2 separate regions of the Homo sapiens genome follow, and region 2 is linked to region 1. Evidence: chromatin loops called from intact Hi-C (ENCODE). Cell type or tissue: endothelial cell of umbilical vein. All regions are shown on one strand.

Evidence for each region. Hi-C counts contacts between places; a loop is a spot of excess contacts. Peaks named below come from ENCODE experiments on the same cell type or tissue, not always from the same donor. Only the 100,000 strongest peaks of a DNase experiment are listed, where the experiment ranks them.
Region 2: a loop joins it to region 1, with 4 times the contacts of the local background. A loop is called at or near these places in 1 of 110 quality-filtered maps.

What each region holds. Positions count from the first base shown.
Region 1 is chr9:3,319,930-3,322,429 of GRCh38, reverse strand. All of the region lies in intron 4 of RFX3 (regulatory factor X3), which reads left to right. Among named protein-coding and RNA genes, the nearest start is that of LINC01231, 140 kb to the right of the region's middle. In endothelial cell of umbilical vein, no CTCF peak of the experiment used is centred here; a DNase peak (open chromatin) is centred at 1,069; H3K27ac peaks cover 953 bases.
Region 2 is chr9:4,276,902-4,279,401 of GRCh38, reverse strand. All of the region lies in intron 2 of GLIS3 (GLIS family zinc finger 3), which reads left to right. Among named protein-coding and RNA genes, the nearest start is that of GLIS3-AS2, 21 kb to the left of the region's middle. In endothelial cell of umbilical vein, no CTCF peak of the experiment used is centred here; a DNase peak (open chromatin) is centred at 1,551; H3K27ac peaks cover 683 bases.

The sequences.
Region 1 (2,500 bases):
AATCAATAGCTTTTCTAGATAGTTAGAAAATATAATGGAAACAAAGATCTCATTTATAATAAAAACAAAAAATGCCTGGCAACAAACTAATAATAAGTGTGCAAGATCCAATTGCTGAATAAAAAACACCTAAAGTTCGCCAGGGATACAAAAGGAAACTTGAATAACTGGAAAGGCATACCATATTCTTGGATAAGAAATTTCAATATTAAACATTTAACCTCCCTAAGTTAACATAAAATGTTTCAACATAATCTCAATCATAATACCAATAGTTTTTTTGACAAGAAAGGCTGTTCATGTAAATAAACTTGCAAGAATTTATAGAAAATTTTGTAAAAAGAAAAATAATGAGGGATGGGGTGGAGGGAAACAACCTATCAGATATTAAAATGTATATAAAATTATAATAATTAAAACAATTATCTAAGCACATGAATAGACTAGTAAATGAAAGACTAGAGACCAAGTAGGCCAAATGCATGCAGGAATATTGTATATATTAAAGGAGGCATTGCCTGTGAGTTGAGAAGTCATGGATTATCAGTAAATGATATTTGGAACAACTGAATATTTATATATTTATAAAAGAAAATTAGATTGGTTCATATATTAGTCTTTATATCAAAATTAATTTCACTTGGATAGAAAAGTGTGTTTTATCATTAGAGTGGGAAGCATAATATAAAATCCAGAAGCTATAAGAAAAATATTGATAAACTCAGTTATGTAAAGGTGAAAACATCCTGCTGAGAAAACCACAATAAACAAAGGCAATGGTGAAACAACAAACTGGCATAAAGTTTTGAGGTATTATACTCAAAGGACTAATTTTTTAAATTTATAGACCACTCTTACAAATTCATCAGAAAAAATAACAAAAACAGAGCAAGTACAAGAACAGGCAGTCCAATGAAAAGGAAGTGAAAAATAAACTACAAAGAAATACCACCTTTCATCCCATACAAGCAATGCGGAAGAGGTTGGTAAGCCTTGCCAAGTGTGCAAGGAAATAGGTACTCTCAATCATGATTGATGGGAATCTAAATTGGCACAGAATTGGAGAGCAATGTGGAAATTTTTTATCAAAATTAAAAATACACATATCCTCTGACTCAGTCAGTGTGCTTCCGGGAATTTACCATACTGATAATACTGTTATGTATATGAAATGCTACATAAAAACTATATTTGTTGTAGACTTATTTGTAATAGAAAAAGATTGGGGTCGGGGGCGGTGGCTCACGTGTGTAATCCCAGCAGTTTGGGAGCCTGAGGCGGGTGGATCACCTGAGGTCAGGAGTTCGAGACCAGCCTGACCAACATGGTGAAAACCCCATCTCCACTAAAAATAGAAAAATTAGCTGGGTTTGGTGGCACATGCCTGTAATCTCAGCTACTTGGGAGGCTGAGGCAGGAGAATCGCTTTGAACCTAGGAGGTGGAGTTTGCAGTGGGCCAAGATCACGCCATTGTACTCCAGCCTAGGCAACAGAGACTCTGTCTCAAAAAAGAAAAAGACTGGAAACTGCCTTATCCATCAGCAGGGAAATATGCAAATAAACGTTAGTACTTTTATCTCTTAAGTGGAATTACATGTAGCCCCTAGATAATGAGGCTATATATATATATATATATATATATATATATATATATATATATGCTATGTAGCATGCATTATATGTATATATAGGCACATATGTGTGTGTATGTATGTATATATATGCACACACACATATGTACACATTTATATGAAAAAAGTCTCCATGTTGAGCGAAAAAGCAGAGTAGTGTGTGTGTGTGTAAATAGAAACACATATTACTATGTGCTTATATAAGATATCCTAAAGTTTTTTTTTTTGTTTTTTTTTATGGAGGGGGTGGGACAGTCTTGCTGTGTCACCTAGGCTGGAACGCGGTGGTTTGATCTCGGCTCACTGCAACCTCTGACTCCCAGGTTCAAGTGATTCTCCTGCCTCATCCTCCCAAGTAGCTGAGTACAGGCATGCGCCACCACACCCGGCTAGCTTTTGTAATTTTTGGTAGACATGGGGTTTCCCTGTTTTGGCCAGGCTGGTCTCAAACTCCTGGCCTCAAGTGATCCGCCTGCCTCAGCTTCCCAAAGTGCTGGGACTACAGGCGTGAGCCACCACGCCCAGCCAATCCTAAAGATGTCTTTAGGAAGGATACATGAAGAATAAAAGGTGGGAGGCATGTGAATATATTATCTATTAAAAAAAAGAAGTCACTTGTTATTTTTAAAAATTTTGGACAAGCTCTTAATGATTATACATTATATCTATTTGGTCATATTCCCCAAATGCATGTAGATAAAGCAAATCCTTTATGTGCCCAGTATTAATATTGTCTGTGAGGTGTCACAGTTCACATTAAACCCTGATCCTAGGTTTCAGATAAAGTCCTCATTTATTAGACTGTTGAAAGTTTAGACAGTGAAAACTGGCATTTAATTCATTTGAAATTTTTAGAGCCATTCTTACT
Region 2 (2,500 bases), 960 kb before region 1:
GATATATATATAATATAAAATATATATAATATGTATTATGTGTGTGTGTGTGTGTGTGTGTGTGTGTGTGTGTGTGTATATATATATTTTTTTTTTTTTTTTTTGAGATGGAGTCTTGCTCTGTTGCCCAGGCTGGAGTGCAGTGGCGCGATCTCGGCTCACTGCAACCTCTGCCTCCTGGGTTCAAGCAGTTCTCTGCGTCAGCCTCATGAGTAGCTGGGATTACAGGTGCCTGCCACCACGCCCGGAAACTTTTGTATTTTTATTAGAGATGGGGTTTCACCATCTTGGCCAGGCTGGTCTTGAACTCCTGACCTCATGATCCACCTGCCTCAGCCTCCCAAAGTGCTGGGATTACAGGCATGAGCCACCGTGCCCAGCCACGCTGATATTTTTAAAGAGTTTAGGTGAGTTGTCTTGTTCCACACTCTGGTTTGTCTGATAATTTCTTCATGATTGGATTCAGGTTAAATATTTTTGACAAGAACACTATGAAGGTGATTTGTGTACCACACATTGCATTATACCCAGAAGCACTGAATGCTGCTTCATCCTAGTATTTGTGATGCTATATTTGATCACCTGGCTAAGGTGGTGTTACCAGATCTCTGCATTGTGAAGGACACTTTCTCTTTCAAAATGTATAAGTAACCTTGTGCGAATATCTTGTCCTCCAACAATCTTTCATAGCATCCATTGATGATACTTGTCAGAATCAGTTTTTACATGGTTGGTTGCATAGTGGTGATTTTCTGATTCTTTTATTCCTGCTATGTTTATTAGCTGGTATTCTTCTAGAGAGAGGAGTTTCTCTCCCTTCTCTTTTTGTGAATCACTACAGAATCACTCATGGATTTTTTTTAAATTATTCTGTTAGAATTCATTACCATCATTATTCTTTGTGATGCTCAAACTGTCCCAAATTTGACCAGTGGGAGCCCCTTGAAGTCAATTCTTGTGTCTTTATGACATGTTCCCATTAAGTACTTCCTTGCTTACAGGCATAACAAGATGTTCTAGGCTCACTTTTATTTGCGTGCCCCATACCTGGAATCATGCATTTTCCCAAGAAGCTCAAGTCCCTCTTAGTGGGGAATATCTGGAAAACTGGCTGAAAGGGTGTTCTTGTTGACTGTGGGATGTCATTGCTTGTAAGCCTTTTCTACGGACAGAGTTAGGAAATATATTAGAGAAAGATAGTGAGTTCCAATTAAAATACAACATTACTGAGTTCTTCGTCACACTATCTTGTTGCACACTTGTCAGTGTTTTCAGCAACATCAGTGTATTTTTTTTGCTCTGTCTACGACAAGGAAGAGTTACTTTTAGTTTTATGTTTCTAAGATAATAGAAATTAGTTTAAAAATTGATCACTTACTACATGTAAATTTTTAATGAGCGGAGGTGAATGTGTTCCTATGTATCTGAGCCACTGAGTAAGCAGGCAGGACAGGGTGCAGTTGGCAACTTATTAGTCTCGCTAGGATTTGTGTTTGAAGGATCCCGGTTATATTGTATTTCCCCTACTTCCTGCTCCAACAGTTACTCATTGTAATTTGACTCGTAGAAATGCATTTTTCACAGCGTCTGGGAAATCAGCTTTATGATCCCCACTTTAAGTACATTTGACACAACTATTTAAATATTTAAGACAATTTTACATTTGTAGTACCCGGAGGAATATATAATTGGGAAGATTTTCATTATAAGAGTTTTTATTTTACTTCAGGGCTTCTGACATTTCTTGCTGGGCTCTGCTGTCCTTGGAGACAAAGGGAGTTAGTTATTCATTAGCGTTTGTGGGTTATTCATTATTGTTGGTCAGACAAAAAAGACAGAATAATATCAACAAAGGACACCAAACTAATTGGGATTAAAAAACTCTTTTGTGTCACTTAAGGTTGGTGTCTCTTGTAAAGACCTGGTTTAAGAAAGATAATGTATTGTGAGAACCTGGGAAGTCAAAAACTTAATGTACTTTAAATAATACATCAAGTTTCATGTTTATTTTTTACTGTTTGTGTTTGGCTATTTCAATTGGTTTTAATCTAGAGCTTAGGTTAGAGCTTGCTTGGTCAGTTGGTTAGCTAGCTGTGTGTTTTTCTCCACTGCCACATCATAGATTTTAAAATACACTGATTTAAAATGTTACTTTCCTATACTTAGGAAAAGTATTTCCTTTACTTAGGTTTATCTCTGGGAAAACAACAGACAATGAAAAAAGTCTGCTAACACCAGTGTGTGTACCGTGTTGAATGCAGCCATGTTAGAACTGGGATAATAGTGGAGATTGGGGTCCCGCAATTTTGAAGAGATGCAGTTAATATATTACCTAAAGAAGGTTGGGGCAAAATCCGTGGTTATTTTTTTTTCACTTCTGCTTTTTAATCATTTATATTTTCTTGCACTTCCAATGTGGCTTCCTGCAGAATTAGAGCAAATGAAGTTAATATTCCATAAAAGTTTCCAAAAATAACCAAACAGCCAGAGACCAAAGACA